2 separate regions of the Homo sapiens genome follow, and region 1 is linked to region 2. A link is a loop called in an ENCODE intact Hi-C map of the cell type or tissue named here. Cell type or tissue: B cell. All regions are shown on one strand.

Region 1 (8,000 bases), 790 kb after region 2:
ACTTTCTCCGCACCCGGTCGGAAGGAGGATGTCAGTGCCCAGGTGGGCAGCAGCTATCAGGCGCGCTCTCCAAAAGTGGAGGATGGGAAGTTGGCGGTTCAGGTCAAAGGTGAGGAGCGTTCACCCCAGACAGTGCGGATCCTGGCACAAAACCTCTCCCGCCAGTCCTCACGCCAACCAACGAAGGTCTGCTCCCTTAGGTCGGGAAAAGGGCGCTGCCAAAGGAAACGGGAAGTGAGGCCTGCCAAAGGAGGAGGAGAAAATTAATTAATGAGGGAAAGAAATGTGTCTCTGATCCACATGATAGACTCCCTGTCCCTGGGGGCGGAAATTCCTTGGAAATCAATAGTTGTGCATTCATTATCCTTCTCTTGATAAAATGCAAAGCTATGAGATGAGGAGGAGGAGGAGATCTGTGTTGGTCATTAAATAAGAAGGAAAAAAAATTGCCCAGGAATCTATGCCAAGGCTCAGACCCCATGTGGGTATCATTAGCACAGGCAGGGGCCAACGAGTTACAGCAGTTGCCAAACCAGGAAAACAAAACAGTGACATATGGGTGAGCTGAGCCCAAGCCCACCACCTTTTCCTTTTACGCATCAGGAGGAAAGTAGGGAGAGGCTTGATATGGTCCAGGGAACTGCCTGCAGATGTGCCAGCATGCCCTATTCTTTAGCCTGGGCTGAGAACCAACGAGGATGAGGCATGATAACTGTCCAAGCATCACCCGCTCCATATTTCTATACACATCCCTCTCATCACACCTGTTATACCTGTGTCATAGATGCCTTTTATCCGTGGCTTCCCCACGCACATACACTGTCACCTCCTGCAGGGCAGGTACTCATATTGTATACCTCATTTTATCTCCAGTGTCTTGTACTGGGCCAGACTACCGCTCAGCAAGAATTTGAGGAAGGAAGATAAGGTAGCAAGTTAATGAGGGCGGAGTGAAATAATTGGCTCCTGAAAAAGAACAGGCTGGAATAAAAATTTACAGCTCTGCCTGGGGAAAACACACCCCTCCTTTTTAAGGAGAATGTAGACCCCCCCATCCCCCCACCCAGGGATCTTCCTGCAATCTCCAACCAGCCCTGGATTGTTGAACAGCCCCTAGGCCACCACCCCTCCCCCAGGCTACCCGAAACTGGCCTCTCTTCCTTCCTACACACGTGTTTTTTGGTGGGGTACTTTTCCTGTGACAAACTCTGCACTAAGTGCTATAGTGAAGATGGATGTATCCTAGATGGGCTTCCTATCCATGGTGGGAGGGGGAGGGAGGATTGTACCCATAGCCCTCATGTTTCTGGTCCCATCAAAACACCCAATACCCCAAGCAAAGATCTGGCCTCACCCCAAGGTGGGGTATTCCTGTTGTCGAAAGAGAGGTGAACAGGGAAGGAAATCTTGGTGGGACTAACTCCTAACTTCAGGCTAAGGTGGCATCTCTCCGCTGGGTTTAATGGAAGCCTCCCAGGGTTGGAGGGTGAACCGAGGTGCCTTTTGGGTACTCAGGAGCTCACCTGGCTCTCAGAGGCCCCACCCGGCCGCAAACCTGTACTGTTTACCTTTCTGTTGCTCCTGTACCCTTCAGGGTCCCTAAAGACCAGCGCTTCCTTGAGAGGGGAGGGGCAGGTTCCAGGCCCTCACCCTCTGTGGGGGCCTTTTCTTTCCCGTCAAGAGAGAGCGCAGGGAACGGCCACCAGGGGTGTCAGGAAGGACTAGGTTAAGCCCGGACTCCCGGTGTGATGACTACCGTAGGACTCACTCTTTCCCTCTAGCGACGTCCTGCTCATCGTCCACTCCCCGTTGAGATAAAGTTGCATTTAGCGCTCCCAGGGGACTGCGTAATGGATGGAACCAGCTCCTTCTCTCACCAGCAAGTGAACATCCTTCTCACTTCCCTCTGGAGCTAGAAGGAAGGGAGGGGGTGGGGGGGAACATGAAAAGAAAGAAAGAAAAAGCCATGGTGACGCCTGTGGGCTCTTCTTGGAATCTGAGTAGGTGAGTGGGTATGCTAAACACACATGCATTTGTGCAGAGGAAAGATAAAATCCACGGGAACGCAAATTTAGGTTTATAGAAATGAGATCTGCTCTTTGGTGGAAATACAGACTTCCTTGGTGTGGGAGAGAACAGAAAGATTATCTGATTTCTGCTTTCCATAAGCAGCCCCTTGCTGCTCTCCAGCTCTCTTACCGCAGATGTGATAACATCTGGGCTGTTAGGTTATTATCACCGCGAGCAAGTGCTCCTTCCCTGGGGACTTTGGCACCTGAACTGTGGCTCCCCTGGGAGGCTCTTGATCTGCTACCACATAAGGGCCATATAACAGGTTGGCTAATTGATTTATTCTTTTTAGGTCTTAATTTCACAATAATTTTTTAAAAATTTAAAAACTGGACCAGAGCTTGTCCCCGTTCTTTCAAATTGGCTTGATTTAATATTTTTGAATCAAGCTTTCCTGTAAGTTAGTTTGATCTGTCTCCTATTGAAAAAAATATATATAAGCAGGCAGAGATATGAGGCAAAAAGCCAAAAAGATGGAAGGGAAAAGAAAGTTCTCTTTTCAACATCTTATTCCCTTTTCTCTGAAGCAGTTTTCCTGGAGTTCCCAGCATAAAGTGTGTGTGTGTGTGTGTGTGTGTGTGTGTGTGTGTGTACGCTGAGGGGAGGAAGGATCCCAACTACACCCTGTTAACTGTTTTTTCCTTTTGATTACTAGAAGCCTTAGATCACCCGGAGCTCGTTTGAAACGTGGGTTTGTACACGGTTGAAGGAGACAAACAATAAGAGAAATGCACAATTTCATTTCAACAGCTTTTCCCGAGTAGAAAGCACACGCTCCTTGTGGCTCCTAAGTGGCTGTCACTGGCGGTGCCTGACACAGTTATATTCACAACAACAACAAAAAAGTATGCGGAGGAAATTAAATTATATGGAAATCAATAGCGTCTGACTGCTTCAAACAAATGTCTGTCACCGCGATTATTCTCCAGGAACCTATTTATAAACCTTTAAAGAAACAGGTTCTTGCAGCAAAAGACAGCACCTTCTGCATTTCTGTGTTGTTATTTATACTGTATACAGAGGAATGCGCGGGCATAATTTAACGTAGAAATGTCCAGCTGTATACATTATACAACAGCTTGTTAGGCATCCCGAAGAGGAGGAATGCCTAAGTAATGCTCATATATTCAAGGCTTGCTATCAGGGAGAAGAAACATACACACATACACACACACGCACGCACACACACACACACACACACACATAGAGGGGCGTGCGCGCATCTCGTCTTTTTTATTCTAAAAGGTGCCCACCCTTAGACAATAGCTGGACCTTCTGATCTTTCCAGACCACGGTGGGAAAGGTGAGGCGGGCAGTGCGCATGCCCGGGTAGCTACAGGTGCATCACCTGCGCTGTCCTTGCTGGTGGTCACTATAAGAGCGGCTCCCACGCGCTGGTCGCGGCCGGACGAGCGCGCGCGCGCGCAGACGCACGGGGCCGCCGAGAAGGAGAGCGCGCGTCAGACAGACGGAGACAGCTGATGCCTGTCAGCGCGGTGGGGCCGCGAGCTCTCGCGAGAGCTCCCCGGGACGGCCGCGAGAAGTGGGGCTCAGGTGTTAGAGGAGTGCATCCCGTCGGCGCGCGGGGCTAGAGCTGTCGGAGAAGCGGGACCGCGAGGCCGGCGCGCGGCGCTCTGCGCGGTCAGAGGGAGCGCCTGGCAGCAGCAGGAGCAGCAGCAGCAGCCCGCGGCGGGGCCGCCGCCAGCCGCCGCGACCGCCGCGGCTGCAGCCTCCGAAGGGAGGCCGGGTGAGCCGGCGTACGCACTTTCCCGCGGACTTTCGGAGTGTTTGTGGATATACATGCCAAGCCGCCACGATGATGTCCATGAACAGCAAGCAGCCTCACTTTGCCATGCATCCCACCCTCCCTGAGCACAAGTACCCGTCGCTGCACTCCAGCTCCGAGGCCATCCGGCGGGCCTGCCTGCCCACGCCGCCGGTAAGCGCCCCACGCCCGCGGCCCCGGCCCGCGCGCCCGCCCCTCCCCGTCTCCGAAACGCTGCATGTCGGGGGCTGGTGTGTGCAGGTCCCGGTGCGGGGAACTGCGGGCAGGGGGTGTAGAGCAGTCCCGCAGCGAGGCACGTTTTGTCCGGCGGCCCTTAATGTCGTGTTCCTGTCTGCCTCTGCCTCCGCGTCAGGCGCCTGCGATCGGAGTAGGGAGCGCTGGGGCCAGGACTCTCGACTTCCCTCTACTTTCTCTGTTAATTTCACGCCTCAGAAAGGCAGTCTCTGTGCGTGCTCGGGTGTGTGACACGGGTCCCCAGCTGCGAGTTACATTTCCATTTCTTCTTTTCCCTCTTTTTCGTCTCCCACGCCCGTTTCCGGAATGTGTTCTTGTGTCCCCCTTTCTCCCTACTTCTGTCCCCCTCTCCACGCTCCCATCCCTTCTCGTCTGCCCCCTCCCTGGTCGTCAATGTGCCCCCTCTCCGTCTTTCCCGCTCTCCACTGCCCCCAAACCCGTTGTTATTTTGGTTGCTTTGTGTTTGCCCTTCGCATGCTGTGCTTTCCGGCCTGTGTGTGTGTTTCTTCTGTTGTTTTGTTTTGCTCTTTTGGTTTTGTGGTTTTTTTGGTTTGGTTTGTGTCGCCTGCAGCTGCAGAGCAACCTCTTCGCCAGCCTGGACGAGACGCTGCTGGCGCGGGCCGAGGCGCTGGCGGCCGTGGACATCGCCGTGTCCCAGGGCAAGAGCCATCCTTTCAAGCCGGACGCCACGTACCACACGATGAACAGCGTGCCGTGCACGTCCACTTCCACGGTGCCTCTGGCGCACCACCACCACCACCACCACCACCACCAGGCGCTCGAACCCGGCGATCTGCTGGACCACATCTCCTCGCCGTCGCTCGCGCTCATGGCCGGCGCGGGCGGCGCGGGCGCGGCGGCCGGCGGCGGCGGCGCCCACGACGGCCCGGGGGGCGGTGGCGGCCCGGGCGGCGGCGGCGGCCCGGGCGGCGGCCCCGGGGGAGGCGGCGGTGGCGGCCCGGGGGGCGGCGGCGGCGGCCCGGGCGGCGGGCTCCTGGGCGGCTCCGCGCACCCTCACCCGCATATGCACAGCCTGGGCCACCTGTCGCACCCCGCGGCGGCGGCCGCCATGAACATGCCGTCCGGGCTGCCGCACCCCGGGCTGGTGGCGGCGGCGGCGCACCACGGCGCGGCAGCGGCAGCGGCGGCGGCGGCGGCCGGGCAGGTGGCAGCGGCATCGGCGGCGGCGGCCGTGGTGGGCGCAGCGGGCCTGGCGTCCATCTGCGACTCGGACACGGACCCGCGCGAGCTCGAGGCGTTCGCGGAGCGCTTCAAGCAGCGGCGCATCAAGCTGGGCGTGACGCAGGCCGACGTGGGCTCGGCGCTGGCCAACCTCAAGATCCCGGGCGTGGGCTCACTCAGCCAGAGCACCATCTGCAGGTTCGAGTCGCTCACGCTCTCGCACAACAACATGATCGCGCTCAAGCCCATCCTGCAGGCGTGGCTCGAGGAGGCCGAGGGCGCCCAGCGCGAGAAAATGAACAAGCCTGAGCTCTTCAACGGCGGCGAGAAGAAGCGCAAGCGGACTTCCATCGCCGCGCCCGAGAAGCGCTCCCTCGAGGCCTACTTCGCCGTGCAGCCCCGGCCCTCGTCCGAGAAGATCGCCGCCATCGCCGAGAAACTGGACCTCAAAAAGAACGTGGTGCGGGTGTGGTTTTGCAACCAGAGACAGAAGCAGAAGCGGATGAAATTCTCTGCCACTTACTGAGGGGGCTGGGAGGTGTCGGGCGGGACAGAATGGGGAGCTGAGGAGGCATTTTTGGGGGGCTTTCCTCTGCTTGCCTCCCCTCGGATTTGGAGTGTCCGTTATCCTGCCTGCATTTGGGGAGTCCCTTCTCGCTCTCTTTCCTCCACCCATTCTCTGATTTTCCTGCCTTTGCTGTCCCCTAGCCTTGAGGACTGGGGTGCTGGGTGTGGGGATTGGAGTATAGGGTAGGGGAGAAGGGGGGGAGCATTCGGGGGAGTGGGGAGTGGGGGGAAGGAAAGCGGAGACCCGAGCAGGGGTTTTAAGGAGCAGGATGGTTCTGGGGTTTGGGTGGGGGGAGACGCGGGAAGGGTAGGAAAATGGACTGTTTCTGACCAGAGACACTTACCTAAATATCCTGGGGACCAAGGAACTATGTACAAAAACAAACCTACCAACCACCAAAAACTAGACAAATAAAGACAAACTAAAACAAAACAGAACAAAAGCAAAGGAAAATGCTTTAGAAATTTTAACTCCGGGGAGCCATAATCTGCAACTTCATTTTCCCCCATAGAAGAGAAAAAAGAGCACCACCATTATTACCACCTCCCCAACCCTACACGCACGAACTGAGTCGAAAAACGAAAACCAAACGAGCGAGAAGTTGAAGTTCTGGGTATCAAAGCTAGTTGTTCTGTCTGCGTGTTTAATTTTTCCCTCTCTCACCTCCACCCCATCCATATCCTCTTTATTTCCTCCGTTCCAATGAGAGGCCTATGGCTGCTCTCCAATCCCGGGAAGTGAGTGGGAGCACAGCTGAAAAGAGAGGGTCAGGGGGAGGCTGGCTGCTTGCTTAGGTGGAATCCAAGTTTTCCCGTGGCCCTGCCTATACTCTGGTGGCCTGGTCCTGTTGGGGTGGGGGTCTTTGGAGAGAAGGGCATAGTCTTTGAGCTACTAAAAAGCAGAATTCCGGAGCTTCGAGATATCTTATTCTAGGAAAATGAAACAATTTTAACAACAGTTTTTTTTCCTCTTATGTCGAAGATCTAGTTTTAGACAATTTCAAAATAAGCTTTTCCCACTCATAGAACTTTAACTTGCCCTTTCAGTTTTATCTTTTTTTTAGAGAGAGGTTTAAACTACTGATTTTTCCTGTTGATTCAAATAGACTAATGGGGTGAAAGTTATTAGGAGAGATACTCTCTCCTGTTTTCTCCACTGAACGAGACTCATCTTGCTCTTCTAGGTCCCGTTTCTTCCTCTCTTGGAGGACATGAAATTATAGAAATGTTGAGAAGTTCCTGCTTTCTTTTGCGGTAGGACTTGGCTGTGAGAAAATCACCTAAATCCCAGAAAAGAGGAAGACAGATTTAAAGTGCCCCCACCCCCATTTGTTTCAAAGAGGTCTGCATGTTGGGCGAAAACAGAACAACTGTGTTTCCTTTTACTTGTTCTTATTATTCAAGAGTCATTTATTACAGGGGATAAATGTTGGGTAGCAAGAACTTTAATTTGCACTACCAGTCTCCCAAATAGAAAATCATGTATAGTATTTCATAGTAATAATCAGGTACCTTACAAGCTGCTGGTGGATTTTAAAAAATTAAGATAGTTGAAGGTGGTTAGGTAAAATGCCTGCTTTGTGTACAAGATACTCTTTGGATCTCTCGTAGAGATGGTTTGTTACCATCCTTTAATCATAACTAAAACATTGAAAACAGAACAAATGAGAAAAGAAAAAAAACCTGCCGATTAACAAGACTGAAATCATGCATGATCTGAAAGGTGTGGAAAGAAACACAATTAGGTCTCACTCTGGTTAGGCATTATTTATTTAATTATGTTGTATATCATTGTTTGCAGGGCAAACATTCTATGCATTTGAAACTGAGCACTAAACTGGGCTAGCTTTCTGGTAGACCGTTTTGTGGCTAGTGCGATTTCACAGTCTACTGCCTGTTTCCACTGAAAACATTTTTGTCATATTCTTGTATTCAAAGAAAAAGGAAAAAAGATTATTGTAAATATTTTATTTAATGCACACATTCACACAGTGGTAACAGACTGCCAGTGTTCATCCTGAAATGTCTCACGGATTGATCTACCTGTCCATGTATGTCTGCTGAGCTTTCTCCTTGGTTATGTTTTTTCTCTTTTACCTTTCTCCTCCCTTACTTCTATCAGAACCAATTCTATGCGCCAAAATACAACAGGGGGATGTGT
Region 2 (8,000 bases):
CTTTTTTTTGTTAGGCCACTTGAGTGGAGGCTGAGTCAGTTGCCCTGTAGTCTGATTGGTTCTGGGCTTTGTAACAACTTTCGTTTGATTCAGTTCACCATTGGCTTCAAATGCTTTGAGGGCAGAATGAGAATTTTCCCTTTGGGGCTGGGTGCCGTGGCTCACACCTGTAATCCCAGCACTCTGGGAGGCCAAGGTGGACGGATCACCTGACATCAGAGGTTCAAGACCATCCTGGCCAATGTGGTGAAACCCCGTCCAAACTAAAAGTACAAAAATTAGCCGGGTGTTGTTATGGGTGCCTGTAATCCCAGCTACTCAGGAGGTTGAGGCAGGAGAATCGCTTGAACCCAGGAGGCGGAGGTTGCAGTGAGCCAAGCTGGTGCCACTGCACTCCAGCCTGGGCAACAGAGCGAGACTCTGTCAAAAATAAAAATAAAATAAAATTTAGCTAATTGCTACAAGGGGGCTGGACTTCCTTTTGTTCAAATATGACCTTGAAGGTCTTGATGCATGTTGAGAAAGGCACGGAATAGAGAAATGGATGCTACAGAAGGAAGTTGGGAGGAAGCAAGAGAAATACTCATGGAAAGCCTTTATATGCTTCCAAAAACGGCACTTTGATTCCAGAGGGCAACGTTTATTTGCCCTCTTGACAGAAAGTAGTAACCTCTAGAGGACTTAGGGCTTGAGGTAAGGACTCGCAAATGGCAGAAGAATTTCTCTTCCTACCAAAGGGGTGCTAACTCAAAAAGCAAGTAGGTGGAATCATTGAAGGGCCAGAGTGAGCCTTTATGGAGGTTGACAAACTGCTTCAAAAGCCACCAGAAAACTCAGCCATGGGGCTGGAATGGAAAGCATATGGTAAGTCGTAAGGAGCTAGCAGAGCGGCAGTTCCAGTTAGTGTTTGTCCCCACAATGTGCCAGCAGAGGGGAAGGTTGGAGGTCATTTGAGCTGGTAGGGTAAGAACAAGTACAAATCTCAGGGGATATCTGCGGGGGATCCCGGCTTTGCTACTGTGTAAACACAGTAAAAGCCGCAGGCGCACAAATAATAGGAAGTGTGTGTTTAAGAAGTCACGTGGCATGTAGAGTGAAAACAGAGAAGCAGACTTGCCCCCAAGGTGAACAGTCCAGCACGTGCACAAAGCCATTTCAGAACACACACACACAAAAAGAATAGGCAGTGCAGCTTCTTGGAGAAAAGCTGATTTTAGTTGAAAAAACAGGAAACCCCAAGCACTGCACGGTTTTAGGCTTTAACCCTATCATTCTCGTGAGCCTCCTGCCCAGGAGGGCCATTAGTGCCTCAGGTCCACTCGGTGCAGACCCCAAGGTCCTTCCCACCCCCACAAGGTGATCTCAGTGGTCATACGGGGGGAGGAGAGCCACTTGTGACCAAGAGGAATTGTTCTGAGGGTTGATTAGTAAGCCAGACAGCGAATGGGAGAAGAAAACTGTATGGGGGTTGAATGTCTCCAGCCGAAGATGGTACTGTGTACAGGTCTCTTACAAGTAGGGAATGTACTCAAGTCATGCGGAACTGATGTATGTTACCTGCTGCAAATCCATATGGATCTGCAGCAACCTCACTTCTTGTCTCAGAAGAAAGAATTCGACCGAGGAGACATAAGGCAGAAGGAGAAACTGAGGCAAGTTTTAGCGCAGGAGTGAATGTTTATTAAAATGCTTTACAGCAAGAATGAAAGGAAGTAAAGTACACTTGGAAGAGGGCCAAGTGGGCAGCTTGAGAGATCAGATGCCCCTGGTTCCAGGTTTTTGAATTGCTGGGGAGATCTTTGTTCTTAACTCCTACCTCCTGCCTTTATGACTTTTGGAACTGTTTTTCAGCATTGTTGCTCCTTTCCTTGTCTTTTGAATGGTAACCCACCCAAGAATGCCTCAGAGGGGTTTCACTCAGCCCTTGTGCTCTACACTCAGACTTTGTTAGCTGGAAGCTAGTAGTTCCTTGGTAATCTCTTGTAGTTCTTCCTTGCTCCCAGAATTACTCATGAGTCTTTGGTTAGTAAGTGTTGATGAGTGGCTGTAGACTCACTTTGTGGCTTGTGGTACTTCTGATTCTAATCTCTCGACAGCATGTGTATATGACTGCTAAAAGATGATTTAAAGTTTCGCTGGTTTCTCTGTACCTCCATCTATGGAGTCAGATTTTTCTTCCTGACTTTCCACCAGGAATGAGAGTAAACATGAGTTTCTTTGCTCTTCTGAAGAGTTTGTCACTTTCTAGAATATAGTTAGTTCATTTACAGATTTTTTTTTTTTTTGGTCTTCTCAAGCTTGTTGGGTTTTAAAAAATACTACAGTTTTGTAGTTAAAGCGGCTTGTTTCTTGTTGGGGTGAGAGCAGTGGTCTCTTGTGATGTTCCACATCCAGCCCGAGGTGGAATGGCTAACATAGTTTTAATGTGTGTTTGTTTTATAAAAGTTAGGTTGAAAAATTTTTCCTATGTTTATTTATATATATAAATATATATAAATTATATATGGATAACATATTTTACATATTAATTATGTTTATATATAATATATAACATATAATTATATAACTAATATATTAGAATATATGTGATTTATGATGTAACCATTACATATATAGTACATAATACTTACATAATTATTGTATATAATATATAATGCTCCAGAGATTAATTTAATAATTTAAGAAAGTAAGCTTTTTTCCTAAAAAGTAATGGTTACATCATAAATAATATATAATGTAATTATATATAATTACTAATTATATATTACCGTTATACAATTAATTATATATTTTATATATAATTAATATATAATTATATAATAATTATGTATTATTGTATAATATATAATTATATAATAATTATGTATTATTGTATAATATATAATTATATAATAATTATGTATTATTGTATAATATATAATTATATAATAATTATGTATTATTGTATAATATATAATTATATAATTATGTATTGTATAATACATTATTATATAATTATGTATTATTGTATAATACATAATTATATAATAATGTATTGTATAATATATAATTATATAATAATGTATAATATATAATTATATAATAATGTATTGCATAATATATAATTATATAATAATTATGTATTCTTGTATAATATATAATTATATATAGTGTTACGTATTATATATTTTTTCCTGTTGATTGTTCATACACTCCCTAGTTTTTCTGATACATTGTTGGTTTCTTAAAAAGTTGATTTGTAGGAGCTTTTCATGTATTAGGGAAATTGTGATATGATCTGCAACTTTCTCTTTCCCATACTGACATTTATGTTTTGATTCTGCTTATGGTAATTTTTCTAATATAGAAATGCTTCGGCTGGGTGCGGTGGCTCACGCCTGTAATCCCAGCACTTTGGGAGGCTGAGGTGGGTGGATCATTTGAGTTCAAGAGTTCGAGACCAGCCTGGCCAACATGGTGAAACCATGTCTCTACTAAAAATATAAAAATCAGCCTGGTGTTGTGGTGGGCGCCTGTAATCCCAGCTACAGGGGAAGCTGAAGCAGGAGAATTGCTTGAACCCAGGAGGTGGTGGTTGCAGTGACGCTAGATGGCGCCACCGCACTCCAGCCTGAGCTACAGAACAAGACTGTCTCAAAAAAACACACACACAAAAAGAAATGCTTCATTTTATGTAGTTGAATTTATCCTTTATTTCATGGGGTTTGGATTTTCTATTGTAGTCATAGTCAGAAAAACTTTCCCTATTTTGAGATGAAGTTACTGCCAGTGATATTATAGCGAAAGCTATCACTAGTTGTGCTTACTGTATGCCAGCATACTAATTGGGTTACCAGTCAATTAATGAACTCTAATTGACTATATGCGTGCTACAAATCATACTGTGACTTACCACGAGAAGTCAGTGAGGCAAAATGGAAACCAGTCACTGTATTTTCTCAAGTAGTATCATCCATGTCCTTTATGATCTTATTTTTAAAGAAAATCCAGGTATGAAGTATGGATATAGCCTTATTTATGTATTTTTATTCAGATGCACACAAAGTTATCTCTATAAAACTTGACTGCATAATCCATGTTTTCCCAGGGATTTGAGATGCAACCTTAAATAGATACTAAGTTCTTATGTGTATTTGGGTTTATTCTAGACTTTTTATATATTGATCTATATCTTTTACACTATTCTCTTATTTTTGGTGATGAAAGGCTAGTCCTCTGTCAATAATGTTCATTTTTAGAATTTTCCTGCCTGGTTTTCCTTGACTGCCCTTGCCCTACAACTTTATTTTGAAAATTTTGAATATACAGAAAAGTTGAAAGAATTTTACAGTGACATACCCGTCATTGAGATTCTACCATTAACATTTTAGTGTGCTTGTCACTATTATCCTTTGGTTCATTTCAGAGTAAATCGCAGATGTCAGTGCACTTACCCCTAAAGCATGCATACCATGCTTTACTTCAGTACTTTAGTTTTATTTTAATTTTAGAATACAGATACAATCAAGTGCACAGATCTTAAGTGTACCATTTTATAGTTTTTACAAGTGTATACATTTTTGTAACCCAGTCACCTGTTAAGATAACATTACCCTTGCCCTGGAAAATTTACTCATTTCTTTTCCCATGCCCCCACCTACCTCTAGAAGAAAGCAGTGTTCTGCCTTTTTTACACTATATATTAGTATTACCTGTTGTAGAACTTTTCTGTCAGTGGAATCAGAGTATTATTTTGAGCAAGGCTTTAATGTGCCTGAGATTTATCCATATTATTGCATATATCTGTAGTTTGCTTCTTTGTATTGCTGAGTAGTATTCTGTTGTCAGAATCATGGTATATACAGTAGTTAACAATAATAATGCTCTCATTATTGTTAATTTGACACAATTTCTTAAGTCTTACTAATTAAAAATAGTACATGATGGTTCTAATAAAAATTTAAACAGTGTAGAAATAGAAACCAAAAATCAGTCTTCTTATTCCTTTCTGATTCTCATATATAAACTTGTAAACATATATCTGTAAAAATATGCATGTGCCACCTATTGATGAATATACATGACTTTTTTTCATAGATAGAATCATTTATATGTTGCTACTACAACTAGTATTTCCAGTAACACTGCACATCATCCCATAAAAGTATACTGTTAGGTAGATTCCTATTCTTTCCAGTGGTTCCATAGAATTCCATTATGTGAGTGTATTGCACTTTGTTTAAATAGTGCTTTATTTATGATGTAATTATTACTTTTTAGGGGAAAAAAGCTTATTTTCTTGAATTATTTAAGTACTTCCTGTATGTAGTCAAGGAAAACTTACCAAAAGACTTTGACTTGAAAAGCAAAATCCTCTTTACGTTTCCCATCCTTGAACTTTTACTGTTAATATGTAGTTTTTATGCCGTTACAATGGCTGAAATCCAGTGTTTTTGCATGACCAAATCATCTACGGCCATACCACTCTGAACACCCCTGATCTCATCTAACTTGGAAGGCAAGCAGGATTAGGCTTGGTTAGTACATGGATGAGAGACTATAGTTTATGTAACCATTCTGTTCTTATTTGTCATTTAGGTTGTTTGCTTTTTTCTTTGGCTTTCCAAATAACTATTTTTTTTCCCGTTTCTTTTTTTCTTTAACAACGCAACTAGTACACTGTTTTTGACTTTTTAAATAACTCTGCAATGAACATCTTCCTCTATGTGTATGTTTGCTTTATTCTCATTAGTAGAAGTTATTTTCTAGAAGTCAGCTAATGCTGCTGTTGGAGGCTTTCTTAGTATTAAGTATACTTTCTTGGTTTAAATCTAGTACTTCAGAGGAACTTGTTTTATGATGTTATGTATTGCATTATAAGTAGTTCCTCATTTTGTTTTTTGTTTCAAAGAGCCATTTTAAAAGAAGTTACGGGAGATAGTGTGTCAGTGTAAATTCTAGCCTACTTTTGAGTTCTGTATATCTCTGCTCCATACATTCTGCAATTATTTATTTTCCATTTTACAGGCAATTTAAAAGTTGATAAAAAAATTTATAAAATCTTAAATGAAGTCACTTATAAATGAAAAGTGTTTGAATGATTATAGATTCCACATAGCATTAATATATACTTCAGCCGGTCGTTTATTTGTTGCTCCTTGTAATAGTTATAAATGCAATAACAGGTACTTTGAGGCCTGTAACTTGTGATCTTTTTTGGACATATTTTGTAAGAAATTGTCATTGTGACGTTTCTTATTTGTTACTATTACTTTCTTTAATGATCTCAAGTGCTTATCTTACCTTTTTAAAAAGTTTAATTTTTTATAGTAGCAAGCAGACTGAAATAGGTAGAACTTATTTTTGAAAACTGCTTTATAAACTTGCAGTTACCAGTCTCTAAAGTTGTTAATGCACTTACCTAAATTGAATCATGTTAAGTTTGGATGCCTGTGATGACATTAAACAGCCAAATTGGAGGAACAGTTAAGTTCTGTGAGAATACATGAAGTTTGGAGGAATCGTGAGTATACATTGTGATTAGGAAAAGGCTCTTGAATCCACCTAGCCTCTGTGGGTTTCAGATGTAGAGAAAGTTTTATTGCTATACTGAAGTGATTGGACAATTTTGGAGCTATATTATGAGATGTGGGGAAGGTTAAAACAGGAGTTACTTGATCCAGTCTCTTTTTAAGAATGTTGCTTGCTGGGCGAGGTGGCTCACGCCTATAGTCCCAGCACTTTGGGAGGCCCAAGTGGGTGGATCACCTGAGGTCAGAAGTTCGAGACCAGCCTGGCCACCATGGTGAAACCCCATCTCTACTTAAAATACAAAAATTAGCCAGACGTGGTGGTACATGCCTGTAATCCCAGCTACTGGGGAGGCTGAGGCAGGAGAATTGCTTGAACCCGGGAGGCGGAGGTTGCAGTCAGCTGAGATCGCCACTGCATTCCAGTTTATGGCATGTAGAGGTTTGATTAGATAAAACGTTTTGAAGACAAAGGAAGACTAGTTAGCTATTTCTTAGTCTAGTTTAAGAGTGAGTTGTGAAATGCCTGAATTTAGATTGCTATAATGTTGGTAATTAGAAGCTCCTTCTCAATACATTGTGATTTGTTCTAGGGAAAAGGCAGGCATAGTTATCTGTAATACCAATGGGAGAAACAGTCAAACATACCAGTAGTTGCTATGTAACAGTGGTAGAAACAATGTACAGAAATTATATAGGTCTGGCAATTTAGGAGAAATACACAAAATGTTTCTATTAAGTAGAATTTATTTATGCCTTCTAAGGGCTCAAAATTTGGTCATGAGTGCTGAGGAAATGGGATTCTGTGACTCTTTAGAAAGACATAAAGAAAAAAAATTCTCTTGAAGATTCTAATGCTATGTACTAAATTATTTTGAAATTCAGTTAACTAAAAGTTACTGGAATGGGAAGGGAGAAAGAGCGCAAGGTGGTGAAAGCCAAATATTTTTTCACAAAAATGACCCACTTTTTCAGATCGTATGGTTCAGTGCCTTTTTTTTTTTTTTAAATGAGTAAACTAAAGCCTAGAGAAATAAAATGCTAACGCAGGATTATATAACTAGTGAATAAAGCAGAAATAACACCAGACTGGAAATCTGAAAATTGTTTTTTGGAGTACAGTTCAGTGCTTTTCTTCAATACCAGACTGCTTCATGGAAAGGCTAACAATTTGGCTTGGGACAAAGTAGGTTTGAAAGGTAATATAGGACTTAAAATATAGCAACCAGAATTTAACTAAAGTATATTTTTAGGGGTGATTATAGGCATTTTTTTTTATCATAGTTCATTATTTAGTAATCCCTTAACGATTGTTAGGGTGCTTGGCAGGTTAATAAAGTGTGTCTTATTTGTAATTATATTTATTTGTAATTATTTCTAGTTTGGCAAGTCAGCTGTTAGATGAAAAAACTGAAGCTTAGTTTGCTTAGTCTTAAGATTCATGACCGGAAAAGTGTCCATAATAATTTCTCATTTTTAAAGATAAATTTT

The links. Peaks named below come from ENCODE experiments on the same cell type or tissue, not always from the same donor. Only the 100,000 strongest peaks of a DNase experiment are listed, where the experiment ranks them.
Region 1: a loop joins it to region 2, with 5 times the contacts of the local background. A loop is called at or near these places in 3 of 110 quality-filtered maps.

The regions. Positions count from the first base shown.
Region 1 is chr13:78,599,213-78,607,212 of GRCh38, reverse strand. It overlaps POU4F1 (POU class 4 homeobox 1), which reads left to right and starts at 3,661. Exons shown (of 2, transcript NM_006237.4): 1 at 3,661-4,009; 2 at 4,662-8,000. The coding sequence starts at 3,887. The coding sequence ends at 5,798. It overlaps OBI1-AS1 (OBI1 antisense RNA 1), which reads right to left. Exons shown (of 6, transcript NR_047001.1): 4 at 1,769-1,912; 5 at 3-241. LOC780529 (a long non-coding RNA gene) reads right to left here. Exons shown (of 1, transcript NR_158457.1): 1 at 7,594-8,000. RefSeq lists an enhancer at 1-593 and a silencer at 3,711-3,870. In B cell, no CTCF peak of the experiment used is centred here; DNase peaks (open chromatin) are centred at 3,602, 4,422, 4,482, 5,512 and 5 weaker places; H3K4me3 peaks cover 2,957 bases; H3K27me3 peaks cover 7,153 bases.
Region 2 is chr13:79,387,079-79,395,078 of GRCh38, reverse strand. All of the region lies in intron 1 of RBM26 (RNA binding motif protein 26), which reads left to right. It also overlaps the pseudogene RNA5SP33. Among named protein-coding and RNA genes, the nearest start is that of RBM26, 15 kb to the left of the region's middle. RefSeq lists enhancers at 1,763-1,812, 1,823-1,882. In B cell, CTCF peaks have their summits at 3,375 and 3,579 (motif pointing right); DNase peaks (open chromatin) are centred at 1,028, 1,988, 3,588 and 5,798; H3K4me3 peaks cover 2,552 bases; H3K27ac peaks cover 3,886 bases.